Regions from separate parts of the Homo sapiens genome. Here region 1 is linked to region 2. A link is a contact called in ENCODE Hi-C or POLR2A ChIA-PET data. All regions are on one chromosome and are shown on one strand. The core of a region is the stretch at or near the end of the contact, and the rest is flanking DNA. Distances in the headings are between cores, read along the strand shown. Region 1 overlaps DLGAP4 (DLG associated protein 4). Region 2 holds the start of SCAND1 (SCAN domain containing 1).

The links. Hi-C counts contacts between places; a loop is a spot of excess contacts on that map. ChIA-PET counts read pairs that join two places held with the same protein, here RNA polymerase II (POLR2A). Pooled maps may share reads with other maps.
Region 1: a loop to region 2 is called in a pooled map, with 2.6 times the contacts of the local background. The contact joins the enhancer-like site here to the promoter of SCAND1 in region 2. A Hi-C loop is called at or near these places in 1 of 50 pooled maps. POLR2A ChIA-PET finds 5 or more read pairs at or near these places in 3 of 52 experiments (K562, activated CD8-positive, alpha-beta T cell and activated CD8-positive, alpha-beta memory T cell).

What each region holds. Positions count from the first base shown.
Region 1 is chr20:36,489,236-36,496,109 of GRCh38, forward strand. The region is part of intron 7 of DLGAP4 (DLG associated protein 4); the gene reads left to right. Among named protein-coding and RNA genes, the nearest start is that of MYL9, 49 kb to the right of the region's middle. Within about 2 kb of position 3,941, at least 24 of the 41 ENCODE cell types and tissues checked have a DNase peak (open chromatin) inside an H3K27ac peak, as active enhancers do.
Region 2 is chr20:35,951,855-35,958,657 of GRCh38, forward strand. SCAND1 (SCAN domain containing 1) reads right to left here and starts at 2,648. Exons shown (of 2, transcript NM_033630.3): 1 at 2,594-2,648; 2 at 1,770-2,485. The coding sequence starts at 2,430. The coding sequence ends at 1,891. It also overlaps a transcript of CNBD2 not described here. RefSeq lists enhancers at 2,166-2,245, 2,366-2,625, 2,706-2,905, 3,006-3,215.

The sequences.
Region 1 (6,874 bases), core at 2,691-5,190, 540 kb after region 2:
AAATTCAAGTGAGTAGGTGATTTTGCACATATAGAATTAGTAAGTAGGATCAGCTGTATATGAAGTACCTGCTCAGGCCTGGCCATGGTTAGCACTCAGTAAGGTCAGCTGTTAGCATCAGAATCATTACCGAAGGGAGTGCATCATAGCTTCTGTACCAGGCTCCAAGGACAGAGCTAGCTCCCTGAGCTTTATGGCTTTGTCTTCATCAGCCTGACACCTTTTTAACTTCTTGGCTTCTGTGGATGTTTGGGTCCGAGGTAGATGCAGATCCTTGAGGCCCTGAATGCCCCCACTGAAGGGTTTGTTTGTTCCAAGTCTACAAACCATTGAATGGTTTCAGGTTGTGGTGCCACTGAATAGTTTCAAACAGTGACATGATTGGATTCCTCAAATGGCTGGGGTGGAAGAGGGACAAGAGGTCGGAAGGCCAGGGGGCATCTGTGGTAGTCTCAGGGAGGCTGGCTCCAGATCACGGGGAGAAGGTAAGGATGGGAGGGGCCTGGCTGTGAAGGGCAGAGGAGGATCCCCAGAAGGACTTGGGAGGATGCTGCCGTGAGAGGGGCTGCCAGTCCCTCTTGCTGGAGTTTGAAAGTAAAGTTTGATGTTGCTAATTCTTCTTTTTTTTTTTTTTTTTTTTTTTGATGGAGTCTTGCTCTGTCACCCAGGCTGGAGTGCAGTGGCGCAATCCTGGCTCACTGCAACCTTTGCCTCCCGGGTTCAAGCAATTCTCTTGCCTCAGCCTCCCTAGTAGCTGGAATTACAGGTCTACACCACCACACCCGGCTATTTTTTGTATTTTTAGTAGAGATGGGTTACCCTGTGTTGGCCAGGCTGGTCTCGAACTCCTGACCTCAGATGATCCACCCACCTCGGCCTCTCAAAACGTTGGAATTACAGGTGTGAGCCTCCGCGCCCGGCCAGTGTTGCTATTTCTTAAGGCACAGTGAGGGAGGTGGCTCTCCGACTGAAACAGTGGGAAAGGAGAGGGTCACATGGACTGTCAACAGAGAAGTGGCTTTGAGAAGGCAATGTGTCCCTGATCCTGACCTAGCTGCTTGGAATTCTCTTCCCAGCTGCTTCTGCCTTGGGAGAAAGAAGCAGAGGAAAGGAGGGAAGGATTTGAGGCTGGGTGGGTGGGAGTCTTTGAGCTGTTTTTATCATAGCATACAGATGAGTTGCCCAATTTAGCTGTGTGGTTTGACAAGTTACTTGCTGGCTGGGAGAGGGAGTGGGATCTTAACCAGCCCTCAGCCCTTCCACTAATGAGCCTTTTCCCTAGCTTGGCAGTACCAGCAAAGGGAGTTAAGGGAGTCTGCCTTTCTCTGGGGTCAGCTTCATCCATTCATGGGGGCCTTGAGCCCGGCCCCACTGTCTTTGCTGTAAAGCCTGAGCCATGGCTTCCAGGTTGTCTGTGGCCCCAGGGCACCTGTTCCTCTTGAGGAGTGTAGACCGCCTCTCCTTTGCCCCCTCAGGCACCTGGGAGCCAGCAGGCATGAGGCCCGTGTTAGGCCTCAGGACCAAGTTCAGCCTGGCCTCCAAGACACATGCAGGGGGCTAGCTTCTTGAGGTTGCTGTGTCCTCCGCATCCCTCGGGAAATGGAGTCACAGCCACTCCTGAGTATTTGAAGCTCTGTTTGGCCAGCTTATAACCTTTACAATAAAAAACAAAATGCAGGCCGGGCACGGTGGCTCACGCCTGTAATCCCAGCACTTTGGGAGGCCAAGGTGGGCGGATCACGAGGTCAAGAGTTCAAGACCAGCCTGACCAACATGGTGAAACCCCATCTCTACTAAAAAAAAAAAAAAAAAAAAATACAAAAATTAGCCAGGCATGGTGGTGCATGCCTGTAATCCCAGCTACTCAGGAGGCTGAGGCCTGGGAAGTGGAGGATGCAGTGAGCCAAGATCGCACCACTGCACTCCAGCCTGGGCGACAGAACAAGACTCTGTCTCAAAAAAAAAAAAAATGCAGAAACAAATTCATTCTGACCTGATAAATACAGTTTGGAGGATAAAATCTTGGGGTAGAAGACAGAAATAATGAGATAAAGGAAGCTTCTCTAGAAGAAGCAAGGACTTAGGTGCTGCGAGGTAGGGAGGCTGGGCTAGATACCTGGGGCTGGGAGCAGGCTGCACGGAGGATGCATCGCACAACTGGCTTGTGTCTGGGCTGTGGCATGAGGGACCTGCATGGCTGAGAGGGGGTCAGGAGAAGCAAGCATGCAGCCCATGGGGATGGGTGGTTTCACGTGCTGTGGTTTAGGGGCTGGCAGGAAGCATGGAGAACAGGGGAAGGGGGCTCCAGCAGAAACCCATGCATGTGTAAAGGCTTGGATGCACGGAGGTGTGCCGTGTTTGGGAATGGTGCACTGTGCATTTGGTTCTCTGAAGCTGGAAGGGGTATGCTGAGGGGGTGGGAGGGGCATGAGATGAAGCTGCTGAGATGGATGGGCAGGGACCAAGCAAAAAGGGCTCAGGTTTGGGAGGAGCCCTAGAACCTTGGATACTAAAGTGTTGGGAGCCTTTGCTATATGGCCAAATAATCTGGGTTTTTGGCAACTGAGGGTTTTTGTAGTGATAATGAGGTTTATTTTCTCTTTCAACAAATTATTGAGAGCCTTTGTGCTTGAGGCATAACCCCAATCCTGGCATGTGGCATGATTTGTCAGGACAGAGTTCCCTCAATTGCCCCAGGCCTGTAGCTGTCAGTTGACTCCTCCAAGCCCGTGGACTGATGTGGTCAGTGCTCTGATGGAGATTCCCAGGTGGAAGAAGAGACGGCAGTCGGGAGGCTCTCAGAGGAAGAAATTCTGAAACTTGTGGGTAGCTGAGGGAAGCCTTCCAGGCAGAAGAACAGTATGTGTGAAGGCCCCAGCGGGGGAGGAAGTGGCCGGGGTGAGGTATTGGAAGAGGTGGGGGTGAGGTATTTCCTCACTATATTTCCTGCATTCACACATTTGAAATGAGAGCTCTCCTGTACAAGGTTAGGTCCCATCTCCCTGCTTCAGGGAGGCAATACTCAGAGCTGAGGGGTGCCTGTCCCCCAGGGAGCCCCTGAAGCCCCAAAATCTTGTATGCTAGACAACACCACTTATCTGGCTGTGGCCTGTGTGTGCCTCAGGAGACAGAGGATCCAAGATCAGCTCACTTTCCTCTTACCGAATCAGGCCTGGACTTGCTTTCTGGCTGGGTTACTTTCCCTCTGATGACTGGCTGCCTAGGCCAGGGCTCAGGGCGTCTGAGGGTGCTTAGTAGAACTCTGGGCCCAGCAGCTCTGAGAGAGAGGCTGGAGGGTCAGTCCTTTGTCCAGACCCTGACTGTGGGCAGTCCTGTTGTCTTCCATTGGGAAGAAGGTGTGCCTCTTCCCACCAGAACCTCGTGAATGCTGCATGCACACTCTTCATGGACAGTGTCATCCCTACCCCACAGATGGGAACAAGGACTCTGGTGTCACACAGCCTAAGCTAGGCTTAGTGCCCAGTTCTTGCTCCCCCATACTAACTGCTACCCTCCTAAGGGAGATATACTCCCTTAAACATTTTGAGCAAATTGAGGTTGGCTTCCGTTTTCTGATCTAGGGCAAAAAACCCCATTTGTTTGGGACTTTAGGTCAAACAAATCCATTCCTTTCCTGAAATCCTCAGTGAGTTAGTCCTGTCTCTGCTGGTGGCCATAGATTTCAAGAGTTGCTCTAAACAAACGTCCAGGTCTTGGTGGAAACTGTCCCTGGGCCAGTCAGAGAACCAGCCCAGACTCCCTGCCAGTGGCTGGGGAGTGGTAGAAATTTGGCTCGCCCCCCCATCCCCACCCTACCCACAGGCCCAGTTGTGTCTGTACCAGAAATGAGGAGTGATGCCAAGCCTAGGCCTGGCCCAGCCTTAGCTTCTGCAATGCAACCTATGTAATCACACCCATTTTACAAGGAGGAAACTGGGGCCATACAACAGGTCAGTGACAAGAGCTGGGACCTGAACTCAGGCTAGTCTGGTTCCACACTGCCCCCTGGCTTCTGGACCCTTACCACCAAAATGACTCTGAAACTAGAGAATTTCAGGATTTCAGACATCAGTGGAGAGGGCATTCGCAGAGGGGATCTTCCCTGCAGTCACAGTGATGGGAGGCTCCACACCCATCCTTGAGGGAGAAGATGAATGGGGCAGTGCTTTGAGTTTGTCAGGGGCTGTGTGAATGCAGTATGCTGTGACCCAGTGAGAATCCCTCCCGCCCTTCCGGAACAGAGGAGAGTTCTGAGAAGCCCAGAGGGCAAGCAGGAGCCTGGAAGCCAGGCCTCTGCCTCCGTCGAGGCCCTTTCTACTCCCACAGTCAGATTTTGGTTTGTTGTGCCCCTGCAGACTGGTCCCAGGGCCCAGCAGGATGCTGTAGGGATGTGGTGATGAGTGAAGGCCCCAAACACCGGCAGCCCAGCCCAGCCCAGCCCAGCGAGGAGGGGCCCAAGGCCTGGAGAGCAGAGTGAGGTGGCTGTGCCGTGGAGCAGATGCGGCTGCTGCTTACTCCTGCAACTTTGAGCAAGTTGTATAACCTTCCTGAGCTTCACGTGCCCCACCTGCAAAGTGGGCATAGTCACGATCTCCACCTCACAGGCTCTGAGGCTTACGTTAGAAAGCCGCAAAGCTGCTGAGCACAGCTTAGTAAATGACCCAGCTTTTGGCCCGCAGCCTGTGCCTTGTGGCCAGCTGAACGCAGTTGCTCCTCTTCGCTGAGCAGGCGTGTCCCTCCTCTCTCAGGATGATGTGTTGGAGAGCCATTCTTCTTTTGACCTGAGCCCTGCCTCCTGCCTCCCTGCTGCCTTTCTTCTGGCCCAGAGAGGTAGCTGTCCTTCTGCCTGTACACTGCTCTTAGGTTGGTAACCAGAGATGCAGGTGTCTGTCTGGGGGATCTCTGAGTTTTCTCAAGGCCTGAGCAGGACTGGGACATTTCAAACAGACGAGTAGGAAGTGAGTGCTCCTGGCTTGGAACTCAGAGCACTTTGTGGCCTCTGGACTAGGCTGGGCACAAGGCACAGCATCCAGTTCCCTGGGCTTAACATCGTGGCATGTGTTACTTTCAAAGAACTCACTGCAGAGCTGTTTCTCTGCTGATGAGGGCTCCTGGCTTTTCTGGAATCCACTAGAAGGCCTTGGTTTCATAGATGTCTATTGGATGAACAGATGGATTATTTTAAATTAAATTTTATTTTTAGATAATTGTAGATTCACATGCAGTTGTAAAAAATAATACAAAGGGATTCTTCATACCCCTTACTCGATTTCCCTCAATAGTAAGACCTTGCAAAACTAATACATTCTCACATCCAGAATATCGACAGATACAATCCACCCATCTTATTCAGATTTCCCCAGTTCCACTTGTGTGTGTGTTAGTGCTATGCAGTTTTATCACATGCATACATTCATGTAACCATCCCCACACTCAATACAGGACTATTCCATCACTTCATACAAGGGTCCCTCTTGTTACCTTTTTATAGCCACACCTACTTCCCTCCTTGCCCTCCCCTTCACCCTCTCCCTAGTGACCACCTCTGCCCTAGCAACTACTAATCTGTTCTCTAGGTCATTTCAAGAATGTTATAGGCCAGGCACAGTGGCTCACACCTATAATCCCAGCATTTTGGGAGACTGAGGCAGGAGGATCCCTTGAGTCCAGGAGTTCGAGACTAACCTGGCAACATAGTGAGACCTCATCTCTACCAAAAGTAAAAAAGTGGTTTTTTTTTTTTGTTCGGTTTTTTTTTTTTTTTTTTTTTTTTTGAGACGGAATTTCGCTCTTATTGCCTAGGCTGGAGTGCAGTGGCGTAATCTTGGCTCACTGCAACCTCCGCCTCCCAAGTTTAAGCAATTCTCCTGCCTCAGCCTCCTGATAGCTAGGATTACAGGCGTGTACCACCATGCCCAGCTGCATGTTTTATTTTTATAAGAAAATGCCAATGTATTTTCCATGACAGTAGTATCACTTTTTCTCCACATTCTCAATAGCATTTGATGTTGTCACTTTTTAGCCATTCTGATAGGTTATGTGATGGTATCTCATAGTGGCAGATGGATGGTTTCTACAGTCCTTTGTCCACAGCTCCTGTGATACTGGGCCTTGTTTTGTGAGTTGCCTCTGGGCTATCACCATCACCATGATTGTAGCCCCTTGAAGGCACAGTTTATCTGGCTCATGGGCCCAGACCAGGGTAGGGGCTTGTTTCAGTCCTCACAGGGCAACAGGCAGTTGGAGTTAAGGTGCTGAGAAAGGCACTAGATCCAACGTCACCCTCCCAGCAAACAGCTACTGTTGGAAAAGCACTTTCTATTGCCAACAGAGTTCTCATCGTCTGAGAAGCAAGCAGTGGGCCTTTGGTGTTCTGGGCTCCTGCTGTGGGTCAGCCCCTGGCTGGGGTCAGGGTGAGATTCAGAGATGGTTCAGGTTCCTACCCATGGCAGGTCCTGGCTCTGGGAATCTCAGTGGAGAAAGTGGAGAACAGGGAGTTGGACCAGTGGAGAACAGGGAGGCAGACCACTGTACGGGTTTCACATAACGAGAAAGTGTTGGGGTGGGAATGGCAAGATAGGGAAAGGGGTTAGCTGGACCCTGAAGGATGTGTGTTTTTTTGTTTGTTCATGTGTTTGTTTGTTTGTTTGTTTTGAGATGGAGTTTTGCTTTTGTTCCCCAGGCTGGAGTGCAATGGTGCAACCTCGGCTCACTGCAACCTCCACCTCCCAGGTTCAAGCAGTTCTCCTGCCTCAGCCTTCCGAGTAGCTGGGATTACAGGCATGCGCCACCACGCCCAGCTAATTTTGTATTTTTAGTAGAGATGAGGTTTCTCCATGTTGGTCAGGCTGGTCTCGAACTCCTGACCTCAGGT
Region 2 (6,803 bases), core at 1,398-3,897:
CTCACCTCGGCCTCCCAAAGTGCTGGGATTACAGGTGTGAGCCACCGCACCCGGCCTATTCTATATTTTTACTTAACCATTTCTATGTATAGATACACAAATACTTACCATTGTTACTGCCTATAGTATTCAGTACAGTAACATGCTGTACAGGCTTGTAGCCTACGAGCAGTAGGCTCTATCACAAAGCCTAGGTGTGTGTAGGCTATACCATCTAGTTTGCATAAGTGCACTCTATGAGGCTCACACAATAAAACTGCCTAAGGGCTCATTTTCAGAACGCATCCCCATTAAGAGATGCATGACTGTATAAAGTTCTTCACCATTCTTTTTTTTTTGAGACGGAGTTTCGCTCTTGTTGCCCAGGCTGGAGTGCAATGGCGCGATCACTGCTCGCTGCAACCTCCGCCTCCTGGTTTCAAGCGATTCTCCTGCCTCAGCCTCCCGAATAGCTGGGATTACAGGCGTGCGCCACCAAGCCCGGCTAATTTTGTATTTTTAGTAGAAAGACAGTTTCACCATGTTGGTCAGGCTGGTCTCAAACTCCTGACCTTAAGTGATCCGCCCGCCTTGGCTTCCCAAAGTACTGAGATTACAGCCATGTGCCACTACACCCAGATAATTTTCTATTTTTAGTAGAGATGGGGGTTTCACTATGTTGGTCAAGCTGGTCTCGAACTCCTGATCTCAAGTGATCCACCGCCTCTGCCTCCCACAGTGCTGGGATTACAGGCGTGAGCCACTGTGCTTGTCCTTCTTCACCTATTCTAATCTTCTTTAAACATTACCTTTTAAAGAAGGCTGTTCTTACCTTCTAAACAACTATCTTTTTCCAGGGAGGCAGGTGCAAACTCTGCCAAGAAATCCCAAGAATGCAAAAATACTTCTCAATTTGTCTGTCTTTAATATTCAAAAGCAAATTGCCCCTCACCAACTTCCAGCCCAGTCTCACTCATGCTTTGTGGTGTGAACTGCAGGCTGATTTTGATTGTTGAGAGCAGTGCAAGGAAGACAAGTCTGGCCTTCCTTATATTAACAAATGGCACTCACTGCAATAGGACCTATCTGGGACCAATCCAAGCTGTCCATGGACCCTAACTAGCTCCTTCCTGGTTGGGCAGAAGCCTCTGGAAACAGAGTAGGTTTAAGATTTCAGAACAGGTCCTCATTATTTGCCAAATTCTTTCTTCCCTTTGTAAACGATTATGCTAGTTTAAACACCAAAAGGGAGCCAGCCGGAGAGACATTAAAATGAGTAGCTTCAGTAATGTAAATAATCCATTACTTCAACTAGTTCTGCTTTATTCCTACCACAGGCCTAAAATTTGGCAAGGAAGTTGAGCAAGCCTGGCGGCATAAGCCAGAGCTCACAAGAACTAGCCTATCTCTGTGAAGGTGTGCAGTAAACACTTCACATTAAAATGGCCCAGTAACTTGGACATTTTGGGAAGCCTGTACCCAAAGGGCAGGTGCAAGTTGGTGCCCATATTGGTATAGAGGTAGCCAGTTAAGTGAGCATTTAATAGAGCCAGCTATTTTGCGTGTAAGAAACCCAAGTGGGTCCTTGGGAGCCCAGGTGAAAAACTTCCCATGTGTGGTAGAGGGATAACCTAGGTTCAGTCAACATCTAAAGATCCCACTATAGCCAACGAAGGCCTTATTGTTACGGACTCCCAACTTCGTTTCGCCACCAGCCAGAAAGGCGGTAGGAAACAGGCTTGGTAAAATAAACCCAATAAGAACGAATGAAAGAGACACACCAGACCACAGGCGCTGCCAAAACTCATTTTTCATTAACACGGGGTGGGGTCCCAGGCTCAGGCCCCCGGGCCCGATCATGGCCCCAGTCCGCACAGAGCGCCCGGCCCTGGCCGCCCGCAGCTCCACCGCTCAGCCAGTGATGCGCACATCCGTGCGGCGGCGGATCCGCCGGGCCCGAGCCGCCTCGGGCAGGATGGCGAGCAGCTGCTCTTGCACCAGCATCTCCACGATCTGCTCCTTGGTGCGGATGTCAGGCCGCAGCCACTGGCGGGACAGCTCCCGCAGCTGCCGGAAAGCCTCCCGGGGACCCGCCGCATCCTGGTAGCGGAACTGCCGGAAACGCTGGCGGAACGTCTCGGGACCGAGTCTAGAGCCGGCGGGGCCTGGTGTGGAGCGCGCTTCAGCTTCGGCCTGAGGCGCTACGCTCACGGGTGCGGGCCCGAGAGGCAGCTCCAGGGCCGCGGAGGCCGCAGCTCGGGGCGTAGGGATGGCTTCAGGGACCGCGGCGTTGGGACTGGAAGGCTCAGGGGCAGGCGGTGAGGCCTCTGGCAGCGAGGAGCCCACACAGTTACGCTCAGGGGCTGAGCTCGAACCGGCTCCTTCCAGTTTCTCCGGTGGCACCGCCGCGGGACTCCCAGTGGCCGCCAAGATCGGCTCCGTAGCCGCCATAACTCCAGCTCCGGGCGTCACTCTTTGTCCGGTAGCTGTGTGCTCAGCACTGCGTCTGCGCGGGGGTGGGGTGAGCAGGGAGACGTTTCCGGTTAAAGGGCAGAGCTCGCGTCACCCTTGAGGGAGTCGGACTCGGGACCGGCCGAGAGTGTGCGGAGCTTACCTGCACCAGCGAAGCGCCTGCGGCAGCCGGAAGCGAAAGTCTCTGGCTTCTCTGCGTCCAGGTCGGCGCGCGAGCACCCGGAAGCCGCTTGCGGGCTCCCGGAAGCGGCGCCCTCTAGCGTTCTCGAGTCGCATGAGGCGGCTGCTGCCCTCGCGGTGCGGGAGGGCGAGCTGCGCGTGGCCTGGGCTCCTTCCGAATGGTGGCGCCTCTGAGCGCCAGTTCGAGGAGGAGTCGGAGGAGGAGCCTGAATGTTTGGAGATAGACTTCAAGTCCCGGACCTTATCCGTGCGCCGCTTCGGTTTGCAGGTGACCTTTGCGTGCGGGCGCCCCTTCTGATTGACCCTGATGAGCTGTAGCTCTGATGGCCCCTCCTTCGGGAATGATTAGGGTGACGGCTGGCCGGGGCTCGTTCGAGTGGCGCCCGGCCGGTGGTGACCCGAACAGGAGAGCGGGACGGCGACCATTCTCTCGGGAGGGGCCCATCTGGAGAAAGTCCTCTCGCTTGGTCAAACTAGGAGGGCGATAGCACCGGCCTTACTGCGACGATGACAAAGTACAACACACCGTCTGGCGCGAAGGAGATGCTCGAGAACCCTTTGCTGTTGTTATTTTTCGCGTGTCCTCCGAAACCAAGGGAAATGCGGCTCTGTGGGTTCTGTTAACGTCAGCATTTAATAAGTGAACTCTAAATGCATTGCCCCTTATGGTGGCCGCTGGCCTCCTGAGTTGACTCAGCTCTTGCAACGTAGCTAGTTGATAACCCTCGAAATATAGCGAATTGAGATGTGCTATATTGTAAAATACGGGACTTAGTACGAAAAAACTGATGTAAAAATTATCTCAATACTTTTTAATACTGATTACATGTTGGAATATAATGTTTTGCATATATTGGGTCAAATAAAAATGTTATTAATTTCACCTGTGTTTTTACTTTTTAAATGCAGCTTCTAAAAACATTTAAATTGCATGTGCAGTTTACATTATATTTCTGTTGAGCAGCCTTGGGTTAGAGTGTTGGAGTGAGGCTACCTTGGTGGAATCCCCTTTGACGATACCCAGCTCAGAGTTGTTAGGAGGATTAAATAAATTAAGCCGTTGGAGAGAAAGGGCTTTTAAGAAGTTTGCTCTTGTTTTTATTAGGTAAACTGCTTGCTATCTCTGAGCTACTGTTTTCTTATCAGTAAAATGTGGATGTAATAGAACTTACCTCTCAGAGGTAATTGAGAATTCAGTGAGATGATGTAGGTAAAAGCACGTGGCCCTGACAGCCCTCGGCCAGGTGGTTTTCTGTTTGGTAGCTGACTCACAAATAGTTTTGTTTTTGTTTTTGTTTTTGTTTTGAGACTGAGTCCTCCGCCTACCGGGTTCAAGCGATTCTCCTCCCTCCGCCTCCCGAGTAGCTGGGATTACAGGCGCCCACCACCACACCCGGCTAATATTTTATATTTTTGGTACAGATGGAGTTTCACCGTGTTGGCCAGACTGGTCTCGAACTCTTGACCTCAGGTGATCCACTCTCCTCAGCCTCCCAAAGTGCTGGCATTACAGGCGTGAGCCACCGTGCCGGGCCACAAATAGGTTTTATATCCTCATTTTACAGAAGGGGAAACTGAGGCCCTCAAAGGACAGGGGCCTCATATGAAAGGTTTTCTATGACCTTGCAGTCCTTTTGAGCCCGTGCAGGATGGAGGAGCAGGTTTAACAACCATTAACATGCCATTAGCCCTGATATAAAACTTACCCCTACCATAGGATGTTTCCTTTGGATGGGTAGAAGTGGACCCTCATGAAATCATTTCCATAGCCTGAAAACCTTGAAAGTCGTTGCAGTGGGCCTTTAATGTTTTTTAGTTGCTGACATGTAAAAATTGGGAGATTTCACATGCAAATCTGGATTTCTAATTTTTCTTGAAAAAACGGAAGAGCTGGCCACACTGGACCCAAATTCCTGCTGGTCAACAATCAGCTGACACTGAGTAGAGACGACTTCCTTTAGACAAGATACTCTGTCCCATTTGGTCTCAATCTCAACCATTCCCTATGGTTCTCTGAAATAGAATGTTGTTTGCATTTACTGTTGCTCTCAGGTTGTTGCTTTATTTAGAGTTGATATTTTTCTCTCTTTTCTTTTTAGAGGTGAGAAAGCAGGGTCTTAGTGTTTGTTATGCCTACTGGCTTCAAACCTTGACTTCTGTCTGGCCCCTCAGTAGTTGGGTTTGCTGCCCAGAGTGACCAACAGTGCTATTCCCTGTGTGGTAACAGGTACTCAGTTTCTAGGCCTAAGGGAGCACACTAACCCTTCTGTGGAGGCAAGAGGTGATAGAAGTCTTCACTGGGGAGGAGACTTCAAGCTGAGACTCAAGAACAAAATGGGTGGGGCTCAGGGACATTCCAGGTAGAAGGTACTGCCTGTACAAAGGCACATAGTGAGTAGGAGCAAAACTGTGGAAACTGCAGGCTATATGGGAAAGTGGTTGGGATCTGGAGAAGGGGTGAGAGATGAGGTTGGAACACTGGTGGGGGTTAAATCATAAATGTCCTAGAATTCCATGTTTAAAATTTAGTTATTATCTTCTTGTGAAAGGGAATGAACTTTTGTGGCACCTGGAATCATGAGATGTTATGTTAGATCTCTAGTCTATTTCTTCCATCCCTATTGAAATCGTGAATTATTAGAGATAGGAGGAGGGACCTGAGAGATCTATTAGAATCATTGAATGTCAGACTGGAAGGGCCCTTAGAAATGGAATTTAAAAATCCAGCCCTTTGTGGGCCGGTAAGCCTGCTTTAAAGTGATTCAGCAGTAAAAAAATAATGTGGAGGGAATAAATGAAACAAGATTGGCTCAGTAGTTGGCCGGGCGCGGTGGCTCATGCCTGTAATCCCAGCACTTTGGGAGGCATAGGCAGGCGGATCACCTGAGCTCAGGAGTTCAAGACCAGCCTGGGCAACATGATGAAACCCTGTCTCTACTAAAAATACAAAAAATTAGCTGGGCTCGGTGGCTCATGCCTGTAATCTCAGCACTTTAGAAGGCTTGAAAGATTGGCAGTATGTACACTCTACTTTGGTATATGCTTGAAAATGTCCATGATAAAAGTTAAAACATTCAGATTCCCAGAATCTGAAAAAAAACATATAATGCCTCTTCTTCGAAAAGGGATGCAGTTATCTACTTTCATGTAATTTACATATATCCTTGAACCCTCCCAGAAGTCCCAGATTAAGCTTAAAATATACATTTATATTTCATTCTTTTGAATTTTGCAGATTGAGAAACCAAGATGTCAGAAGATGAAGGATTGGTCCAAAATAAGAAAGCTAGTAAGTGGTTTCATGAGGACAGAAATCTTTTGACTTTTAGTCCAAACTCTTATCTTATTAGGCCTCTTTATCCCTAGATTGGGAGTTCACTTGGGAAGGGATCATAACTCATTCATCTCATATCACTTAGCTTCCAACACAAGGCCTGACTCCTAGGTAGCTTCAGTGTTGATTAAAGGAAAGAGGACAAATGTGGATTGCAGACCATCCCTGAGAAGGCAGAGCTCTCATATGAGTCCCAGACTCTTTCAGAGACCTCAGTGCCTTTTGATGGCACTTGGTTGTTGAGGGTTGTGGAAAAGAAGCTTGGATACTTATTTTCTTTTTTATCAGAGCCATCACACTGGAGAATACGTCTTTTAAAAAGCTTTTCATTGGCCAAGCATGGTGGCTCATGCCTGTAATCCCAGCACTTTGGGAGGCCGAGGCAGGCGGATCACGAGTTCAGGAGTTTGAGACCAGCCTGGCCAATATAGTGAAATCCCATATCTACTAAAAATACAAAAAATTAGCTGGGCATGGTGGCAGGTACCTGTAATCCGAGCTACTTGGGAGGCTGAGGCAGAAGAATCACTTGAACCCGGGAGGCAGAGGTTGCAGTGAGCTGAGATCGTGCCACTGCACTCCAGCCTGGGTGACAGTGTGAGACTTCATCTCAAAAAAATAAATAAGTTTTTTATTTGGAAATAATTATAGATTCATAGAAGGTTGCAAAAATAGTTCAGAGAGGTTTCATGTACCCTTCAGTCAGTTTTCCCTAATGGTAACATCTTGCATAACTATAGTACAATATCAAAACCAGGAAATTGACATTGGTACAATCCACAGACTTTATTCACATTTTCCCAGTTTTACATACATGCATTTGTGTGTGTGTGTGTGT